2 separate regions of the Homo sapiens genome follow, and region 2 is linked to region 1. A link is an interaction called in ENCODE POLR2A ChIA-PET data of the cell type or tissue named here. Cell type or tissue: B cell. All regions are shown on one strand. Links, peaks and the distances in the headings refer to the core of each region. The heading gives the core; the rest is flanking DNA.

The links. Peaks named below come from ENCODE experiments on the same cell type or tissue, not always from the same donor. Only the 100,000 strongest peaks of a DNase experiment are listed, where the experiment ranks them.
Region 2: POLR2A ChIA-PET joins it to region 1 with 6 read pairs; 5 of 35 experiments call an interaction of 5 or more read pairs at or near these places.

Annotation. Positions count from the first base shown.
Region 1 is chr1:31,925,887-31,931,272 of GRCh38, reverse strand. The region is part of intron 1 of PTP4A2 (protein tyrosine phosphatase 4A2); the gene reads left to right. Among named protein-coding and RNA genes, the nearest start is that of PTP4A2, 9.8 kb to the left of the region's middle. In B cell, for the core only: no CTCF peak of the experiment used is centred there; a DNase peak (open chromatin) is centred at 2,357; H3K4me3 peaks cover 2,169 bases; H3K27ac peaks cover 4,603 bases.
Region 2 is chr1:32,045,724-32,051,109 of GRCh38, reverse strand. It overlaps a transcript of KHDRBS1 not described here. Among named protein-coding and RNA genes, the nearest start is that of TMEM39B, 25 kb to the left of the region's middle. In B cell, for the core only: no CTCF peak of the experiment used is centred there; no DNase peak of the experiment used is centred there.

The DNA of each region.
Region 1 (5,386 bases), core at 66-5,065:
TTTACCTTTCTTCAGAAGTCTTAATCCTACTCCATTCTTCTCACGCTTACTTTGTATCTTTAAAATTTGTGGTGGTAATATGAAAACTTAATACCAATCAAGCATTTTTCACCCACGTTGATTCTTCTAGGAGCTTGATCCTGGATAGTGTTTGTATGATGTGCACACGTCTCTGCAAATGCTTGTTTGAAGATTGGCTGTGCTGCATTTTGGTATAATTGGGAGGTGACATATTGTCCCTTATCTCAGTAAACATTTGGAGGAAGAGGACGAGAAAGATTGAATTTTGCATTCTTTAATTGGGAAGAAAAGGAAGGTGAATCCATGTTGAGCTGAGCTAGTGAGTAAAGAATAACTTCTTGACATGGCATTATAGAGTTATTTCACCATTTTTATTTCACGTTAATATGTAGTATGAAATATTTACTTTCACTGTGTGGTTTTTAAAGATCGTAATGTTACTGTGTTTTGTGAAAGGATGCCATTATTGGACAATTAGTGGATAGACAGTACATTTTAAAAGGCCACCAGCAGCTTCAAATAGAATGATTTGGATTCTTGACTGTTTATCTTGTATTGTACTCAGTACACAAACATATGTCTGTGAACTATAATGTAATTTATAAAAAGCAAGTTTAGGAGAGGAAGTGAAGTGTAACTTACCCAGTTATAGGGGAAACTTGGATCAGAGTGCCTGAACAGCAGAAACATTTCTGGGGCTCAAACAAAATAATTTATGTTGACAAGATGTATTTTGGGATGTTTTTATTCTGTGTCTTGTCCATAGAGAGTTTCCCTCACTCTCTTTGGGGATTAATACTGGAACAGGACCTTTAAATACGCTCAATACATTTGACAAAATGGGGAAATGAAAAGAGTTAAGTTGACCCATAAACTACTAAGTTCTGAGATATGGTATTTTTTATTTTTTTTTTGAGATGGAGTCTCACTGTCGCCCAGGTTGGAGTGCAGTGGCACAATCTCGGCTCACTGCAGGTTCCGCCCCCCCGGGGTTCACGCCATTCTCCTGCCTCAGCCTCCCTAGTAGCTGGAACTACAGGCGCCCGCCACCTCGCCCGGCTAATTTTTTGTATTTTTAGTAGAGACGGGGTTTCACCGTGTTAGCCAGGATGGTCTCGATCTGCTGACCTCGTGATCCGCCCGCCTTGGCCTCCCAAAGTGCTGGGATTACAGGCGTGAGCCACCACGCCCGGCCCGAGATGGTATATTTTAGGTAATGTGAACAGTAGCCGGAAAGTTTTTGCTTTGCATGCTACTCCTGTGCTGTAGGTTATTTTGAAAGGTGATTCAAATAACCTTTCCCAAGTATCTATTTTGCAACCTCAGGGAACTTGCAGCTGTTACAGCCATTTTAACTGTCCTGATATAGCTCAGAAAACATTTCAATGTGGTGTTGACAGGCTGACTCCAGGTGTTCTTTTGGATTTTTACTACTGAATTTGCTTTATTACAATTGAAGTTCAGAATCTTAAATTATTTATTAATGAAATTATTGATTCAATGGTTCTTGGGTTAATGTACATACAGTGATGTTGGAAACTAAATTAAAATGATTAAGACTTAAATTGTTCTCTGGAAAAATTAGCCTTTTGAGATTAAAGAAGGAAGGATGGGAGGAGGAAATAAAACAAATGTTAGGATTTAACTTTCTGGGGAAGCAACTGAATTGGAGATAGTTCCTATTCTTAAGAAGGTTACCAAAGTTATTTAGGAAAAGAATGTGCTTAAACTTTATAATAAAGGGGCTTGGGAGTCTTAAAATGCACATAAACTGAAGTCTTTAAACATAAACCCCATAGAAAAGATAGCCATGATACTTTTGTCACAAAAGTATGGATGAATAGAATCCATTTAGTAAAACTATTTAATGTAATTTTTAAAAGATTAACTGAAAACAATTAGATTAATACTCAATATAAGGATTGTGCTGTTAGGATTTTTTAATGTTATTACCAGTGCTATTCCAATACTTTTTAAAGAGAAAGTCGGCGTTGGCCATAGTGCTGTTAACCTGCATTTAAATTTTATTTATGAAAGGAAAAATACCAATTTTAGATAAGAGATTCATTTTGAGAATTGGAAATCTTTAGAGGAAAAATGGAGTACAAAATTGTAAAGTAAATATTTTTAAGTGTGGCCTGAAAATATTTAATGCAATTTTTGTCTTATAGTTATTTGTAGAGGTAGAAATTACTAGAAAAGGACAACCGTTAATCACCGGGGTACATGCACATCTAAAACCACTCCCTTTTCATTTTGGTGGGAACAGGGCCCACAGGACTTCAGTGAATAACTGTCACTGTTCTCAGAAGCAGGTGCGATTGTTGACTAATTGCTTCCCTTATCTTTCTGAGTGGCTGGCCATGTATCTTCTACTGGTTTTGAAATGTTAAGACATTTTCCCACCATCAAGGTCATGATTTCTTTTTATAGAACTGATTATTGATTTCTGTACTGGGACTTGAGTCTCAAGTTCCCTCCTTAAATGAGGAAGTGGAAAAGTGGGAATAACCAAGGGAGTAACTATGAAATTTTTTTTTTTTTTTTTTTTTTTTGAGACAGAGTTTCACTCTGTCACCCAGGCTGGAGTACAGTGGCACGATCTTGGCTCACTGCAACTTCCGCCTCCCAGGTTCAAGCAATTCTCCTGCTTCAGCCACCTGAGCTGGGACTACAGCCATGCGCCACAATACCTGGCTAGTTTTTGTATTTTTGGTAGAGACAGGGTTTTGCCATGTTGGCCAGGCTGGTCTTGAACTCCTGACCTCAGGTGATCCGCCCATCTTGGCCTTCCAAAGTGCTGGGATTACAGGCGTAAGCCATCGCGCCCGGCCAAAAAATTTTTTTTAACAGTAAAAAAAGCATCTTATTTTTGGCTTATTCACTGACATTTTGGATCCTTATTTGTGTAGAATTGAATTGATACCTCTTTATCACCTTCCTAGGACTGTAGTTATTGTGGGTAAGGAGGGATATTAATATTAATATTATATTGTATATAATTATATTATGCTATATATTATATTATTATATTTATATATTATAATATATAAATATATGTTATAATATATATTTGTTATATATAATATAATATTAATTTAAATCTAAGTTTCAAGGACTAGATTATTTTAGTTTGATAAATGGAACAGTAGAGGGATAAACAAAGGTAGGTAGTGCAGAGGATAGATAGAACTGTTGTTCTATCTACTTGATTTGGGAGTAGGTTATAAGAGATGAATAAATTTTCAGTTTGAGACCAGTTAATCAGAAGATGCGTGTTTACTAATTAAACGCTTTACTAATTAAAGGTGAGGTTTTTTAGTTTACAAGTTTTCAGACACTTTTTTCCCCCAAGTGGTCAAAATACAATAGGTACAGTAGCATTTTACAGAGGACTTTCCCTACTACTTTGATGGTTGAGAAGATTTTACAATCTATTGTCTGAATAGCCTCTGAATATTAAGTTGGACTCCACAAGTTCTGTAGTTACTCAGAGCCTTGACTGTTTTTCATAAACTCTATATCCAGTCTGTGGACAAATCCCACGTCAAAGTGTATCTTGAAACTGACCCCTTCTTATCTTCCCTACTGCTGTTACCCTGGTCTAAGCTACCATTATATCTACTTGTCTCCTTGCTTCCACCCTTACCATTTTTGTAATGTTTCCACATAGCAGATAGAGTGATCCTTTGTAAAACCTAAGTTATCACTCTTTTTTTCTCTCCTTTTTCAGCTTTTATGTTAGGTTCAGTGTGTACATGTGCAGGTTTGTTACGTGGGTAAATTGAATGTCGCTCGGGTTTGGCGTACAAATGATTTTGTCACCTCGTCACCAGTTAGCAAGCATAGTACCTGATAAGTAGTTTTTCAAGCCCCACTCTCCTCTCACCCTCCACCCTCAAGTGGTCCCCAGTGTCTGTTGTTCCCCTCTTTGAGTCTATGTGTACTCAGTGTTTAGCTCCCACTTATAAGTGAGAACATGCGGTATTTGGTTTTCTGTTCCTGCGTTAATTCGCTTAGGATAATGGCCTCCAGCTGCATCCATGTTGCTGCAAAGGACATGATTTCATTATTTTTTATGGCTTTGAGTTGTCACTCTTGAGTGAAACCCTTCATTGGCTTCATTTGGAGAGGCATCATTTTCTGAATAAAAGTCAAATGCTTTTAGTGGCCTATAAGGCTCTCTTTTATTTCTCTGACTCTATTCATTCCATTGTCCTCTCTGTTCCAGTAGCATTGGTTCCCTTGTTCCTAGCATACTCTAAGCTTGTCCCCACCTCATAACCTTTGCAGCAGTTAATCCTCTGCCTAAAATGCTCCCCAAATACCTGTTTGGCTCACACTCTCAGCTCTTGGATAAAAAGTCACTTTTTTCAGTGAGGCCTTTCCTGTTAGCCTTATTTAAAATTGGAACCCCCCTCCCTCTGGCACTGCTAATTCCCCTACTTCTAATTTTTCTCCAGAGCAGTGACATTTTTATTTCTTTTTTTCTGCCCAGTAAAGTGTAAGATCCATCCCAACAGAAATTTTTGTTTTGCTTATTGCTCTTGCACCTGTAAGAGTATGTGACCCATAGTACATGTTCTGTAAATATTTGAATTAATGAAAGAATTTGAGGAAAATGCCTAGCTCTTCAGGAGGATAAATTCTTTACTGTTGACAGATTAGATTTTTTATACTTATTTTAAGGGGAAATAAAAGTGGCTATTGACATGAAGGGAATTTGCTTTAGGAAAAAAATGTTGCAAGGTGTTAGTTGTATATTACATTATTAGGCTTTCATGTTGACTGATTGTTGAAACCAAGCTGACTCAAATTTGCATTACTTCCTGTAAAATTTCTGGTAAGAAAAGTAGCAGTAAATATATGCATACTCGTTTTTTTTAGACCTTTGCTTTTAGACTGTATTTCCTTAAATCTAGAATTCTTTTATTGTACCTTTATATTTTAATGTGCTGTTTTAATTTGGTGAATACTGGCGTAGCTCACCAAATTAGAGGGTTTATTGTATCATTTAATTTGGAAATGTAAAGGGATGATTTCTTAGAAATCCTGATGTGAGTGGATTGATAGGAGAGATAAATATATATATATATATATATTTTTTTTTTTTTTTAATTTTTTGAAACGGAATCTAGCTCTGTGGCCAGGCTGGAGTGCAGTGGCGCAATCTCAGTTCACTGCAACCTCCGCCTCCTGGGTTGAAGCGATTCTCTTGCCTCAGCCTCCCGAGTAGCTGGGATTACAGGCATGCGCCGCCACGCCCAGCTAATTTTTGTATTTTTAGTAGAGATGGGCCAGTATGGCTTCGATCTCCTGACTTCGTGATCCACTCACCGTGGCCTCCCAGAGTGCTGGGATTACA
Region 2 (5,386 bases), core at 108-5,107, 120 kb before region 1:
CCTGGCCAACATGGCAAAACCCCGTCTCTACTAAAAATACAAAAATTAGCTGGGCATGGTGGTGGGCGCCTGTAATCCCAGCTACTTGGGAGGCTGAGGCAGGGAGAACTGCTTGAACTTGAACCTGGGAGGCAGAGGTTGCAATGAGCCGAGATTGAGCCACTGCACTCCAGCCTGGGTGACAGAGTGAGACTCTGTCTCAAAAAAAAATAATAATTTGAACCCCCACCCCAGGCCACACACACAAAAGTTAACATAAAATGAATCATAGACCTAAATGCAAGAATTAAAGCTGGGTGTGGTGGCTTACACCTGTAATCTTAGCACTTTGGGAGGCCGAGGTGGGTGGACTGCCTGAGCTCAGGGGTTCAAGACCAGCCTGGCCTGGCCAACATGGTGAAACCTTGCCTCTACTAAAAAATAAAAAAAATTAGCCAGGCATGATGGCACGCACCTGTAGTACCAGCTACTTGGGAGGGTGAAGCATGAGAACTGCTTGAACCCGGGAGCTGGAGGTTGCAGTGAACTGAGATCATACCACTGCACTCCAGCCTGGGGGACAGAGTCAGACTCTGTCTCCAAAAAACAAACAAACAAACAAACAAACAAAAAGAACTAAAACTAAAAAACTGAGAAAGAAACAAACAGGTACAATCCTGACCTTGAATGAGACAATAGTTTATTACCTATGACAAAAAAGAAAAAAACAGATAAACTGGACTTCAACAAAATGGAAAATTTTGGTGATTTAAAGAAAGTAAAAGGACAACCCACTGAATGGGAGAAAATATTTGCAAATCATACATCTGACAAGAGTTTAGCGTCCAGAATATATAAAGAACTTACAACTCGCTAATAAAAAGACAAATTATCCCATTTAAAAGTGGGCAAAGTATTTAGATAGACATTTTTCCACAGAAGATATATAATTGGCTAACAAGCACATGAAAATATGCTCAATGACATTAGTCATTAGGGAAATGCAAATCAAAACCACAGTGAGGTACCACTTCACACCCACTAAAGATAGCTATAATAAAGTAAATGTTGGTGAGGATATGGAGCATTTGGAACCCTCATATGTTGCTGGTAGGAATGGTACAGGCTCTCTGCAGAAAACAATTTGGCAGTTCCTAAAAAAATTAAACAGGCCGGGCGTGGTGGCTCATGCCTGTAATCCCAGCACTTTGGGAGGCTGAGGCAGGTGGATCATGAGGTCAGGAGATCGAGACCATCCTGGCTAACACGGTGAAACCCCGTCTCTACTAAAAATACAAAGAATTAGCCGGGTGTGGTGGCACGTGCCTATATTCCCAGCTGCTTGGGAGGCTGAGGCAGGAGAATCACTTGAACCCAGGAGGCGGAGGTTGCAGTGAGCTGAGATCGTGCCACTGCACTCCAGCCTGGGCGACAGAGTGAGACTCTGTCTCAAAAAAAAAAAAATAAAAAATAAAAAAATAAACAGAGTCACCGTATGACCCAGAACCCAGAAATTCTTCTAGGTATATACCCAAGAAACTGAAAACATGTCCACACAAAAACTTATATACAAATATTCAAAGCAGTATTATTCATAATAGCCAAAAAGTAGAAATAATCCAAATGCCTGTCAATGGATCAATGAATAAATGAAACGTAGTATATGCATACAGTGAAATCGCATTTAACAGTAAAAAAAAAAAAAAGAACAAAGTAGGGATACATGCTACAACATGGATGAACCTTGAAAACATCCGAAGTGAAAGGAGGCCAGTCAGCTGAGCGTGATGGCTCACGTCTGTAATCCCAAACTTTGGAAGGCCAAGGTAGGCGGATCACCTGAAGTCACGAGTTCGAGACCAGCCTGGCCAACACGGTGAAACCCCACCTCTACCAAAAATACAAAAATTAGCCAGGCATGGAGGCGCGTGCCTATAATCCCAGCTACTCAGGAAGGCAGGAGAATCGCTTGAACCTGGGAGGCGGAGGTTGCAGTTGCAGTGAGCTGAGATCGCACCACTGCACTCCAACCTGAGCGACAGAGCAACACCCCGTCTCAAAAAAAAACCAAAAAAACAAAAAAAAAACAAAAAGGAAGCCAGTCACAGAAGACCACTTATTGTATAATTTCATTTGTATGAAATCATACAGAAAGTGGTCTTCTGTGACTGGCTAAACCCTTGGACTTAGCCTTCTGGAGGCTAAACCCTTGTCATCTTTAGAGACAGAAAGCAGAGTAGTAGCCTACGGCTGGAGGGAATAAATAGATTGGTGGAAGACAGATAAAAGGCATGGGGTTTCTTTTTGGAATGATAAAGACATTTTAAATGGGCCCTAGTGATGACTGAACAACTCTGTATATACTAAAAACCACTGAATTATACACTTTAAGTGAGAGAACAGTATGGTATGTGAATTATATCTCAATAAAGTTGTTATTTTAAAATTCCGCCAAAACTCTAGACTTCTTTGCCACTAGGACAGTTATGTCTGTCCAAAAAGAATCACTTAAAAATGCTAACATGACCTTTAATTTATACTAACAGAAGCTAACCACAGGCTGCAAACTGGTAAGCTAAAGGCCACATCTGGCATGCAGCAAATGTATTTTATTGGGACCAATAGTATTTTAAAAACTTTCTACCCGGGCTGGAGTACAGTGTTGTGATCATAGCATACTGTAACCTTGAACTCCTCGACTCAAGTGATCCTCCTTCCCCTGCCTCCTGAGTAGCTAGGATAAGAGGTGCAAGCCATCATGCCCAGCTAATGCCCAGCTAACTTTTTGTAGAGACAGAGTCTGCTATGTTGTCCCGGCTTGTCTTGAACTCCTGGCCTCAAGTGATCCTCCCAACTCAGCCTCCCCAGGTGTTGGGATTACAGGCATGAGCTGCCATGCGCAGCCAAGAAAATTTTTAGAGAAGGGAAAGACACAGTAATGAAAATGATCTTCAAATACCTGAAAGGATGTTGCTTCAGAGGTCCAAAGCAGATTCAGTTTAAATTACTGAGGTACAGGTCTCATTCAAAATGAGAGATAAAATACTTAGAGCCATCTCTAATGAAATGGGCTGCTTTTGGAAGTAATGTTTCCTATGACTAGTATGAAGTACTATGTTACATGCTATAACCTGGATGAACCAAACACTATGCAAAGTCAAAGAAGCCAATTCCAAAAAGCATATATTATATGATTCCATTTATATGGAATGTTCAGAATAGGCAAACCCACAGAAAGAGTAGTGGCTGCCAACAGCTGGGGAGAGAAGGGAGTTGGGAGTGACTATTAGCAGATATAAGATTTGTTTTTAGAGTGATGGAAATATTCTGGAATTAAATAGTGGAAATGGTTGCACAGTATAAATATACTAAAAACTACTGCATTGTACACTTTAAAATTGTAAATTTTATGCTATGTGAATTTTTCCTCAAAACAGAAACAAAGGTAGAAAGGGACCAAATGAGATACTTACTAACTCTGTTAGGATATTATGATGCATACAGTGATAAATGTCAGGTATTATCATCAACTTCATTTGATGATAAATGAGGCACTGAAAGGGTTTTGTTTCTGACTAAGGTGACAAAGGCTCACATGAAGCAGAGCCAGGACAGATACCCAATCTTGCCTGTCTCTAAAGCTTACAGAATTGTAATAAAAGTTCACAGGCTGGCCGGGTACAGTGGCTCACGCCTGTGATCCTAGCACTTTGGGAGGCTGAGGTGGGCGGATCACTTGAAGCCAGGAGTTCAAGACTAGCCTGGCCAACATGGTGAAACCACATCTCTACTAAAAATACAAAAATTATCCAGGCGTGGTGGTGTGTGCCTATAATCCCAGCTACTCCGGAGGCTGAGGCAGGGGAATCGCTTGAACCCGGGAGGTGGAGGTCGCAGTAAGCTGAAATCACACCACTGCACTCCAGCCTGGGCAACAGAGTGAGACTCCACCTTAAAATAAATAAATAAAGTTCACAGGTAGTGAGTGATAGAATTTTACAGAAAACACTTGGATCAATGGGCGAAGCTACATGTCCAGAACAGGCAGAACACCAGCAGGCCTAGGTCCACAAACAGAACCTGCCTTTCCAAGCACAGTTCACAGTCCAAATGAAAGGTTTCCCCAAACTTCTAATCCATTTTTCTTCTTCAGACTACCCTAGGAAGAGTTGAGACTAAATTCTCTGCATTCAGGGATTCCCCACGCTAAATTTCCTAGCCATTCATGTGACCAACATCAAACGTAGGACTTGCCAGGTGCCCAGAATCTTGTTCAGTACATATGCCCCTCTCTTAAAGCTTCCAGATCTCTCACAGGCTGAGAGGCAGGCTTGGAAGAAAAAGAAATTCCAAGAAGCCAAATTTCACTGTGAAAGGTTCTATATGCGTAGGGCTTACCTAGTTAGGCCTTTCTCCTCAGTGTCATCCTAATCCTAACACCTCAGAGCAGAGAAAAAATCAGCCAGTTAGTTGCTTAATGGCTTCAATTAACAGGAAAGCTCACTGTTGTCACAGCCCCCAACTACACAAACCAGGGAGTCAAACTCCACATCCTTTCTTCTATACCACAATTATCCCTATGAAGGACCTCCTAAGTATAAGAAATATCCTTTCCCAGCCGGGTGTGGTGGCTCACGCCTGTAATCTCAGCACTTTGGGAGGCCAAGGTGGGTGGATCACCTGAGGTCAGGAGTTCGAGACCAGCCTGACCAATAAGGTGAAACCTCGTCTCTACTAAACAATACAAAAATTAGCCAGGCGTGGTGGCAGGTGCCTGTAGTCCCAGGTACTCGGGAGGCTGAGACAGGAGAATTGCTTGAACCCAGAGGCGGAGGTTGCAGTGAGCTGAGATTGCGCCACTGCAGCCAAGCCTGGGTAATGGAGCAGGGCTCCGTCTCAAAAAAAACAAAACAAAAGAAAACCAAAAAAACCAAAAAAAAAAAAGAAATACCCTTTCCCTAGATTAAGGACAGTATAGTATAGGATTAAGATGACAGGTTTTGGCAACAGAAATCTTGAGCTTGAGTACCAGCCATACTAATTATGGGACCCTGGGAAGTTACTTAACTTCACTAGGTCTAAGTTACTTCTGTAAAATATGGATATTACTGGACAATTGTTTCTGGGCTGCCCAGCATCCATTTCCCTTTCCTAACAACTCACCAACTGCCTTTTGAGGAACTGGTTTTTCTTACGCATGTGACTCAGCTAATCCAGTCTGATATTCCCTCTCTAAAACCTGAATCTTGAGTAGAGGCAGAAAGAGACCCAACATAGTTTGAGTTGTGCCCAAGGAGCCAGTCCTTGTTTCAAGATCGTTCCTGTGGTCTACCACTGTTGTCCCAGTTCCCTGCAGCCACTACAGTTCCCACACCAGATTTTTTATCCTTCGCACTGAACATTGAGC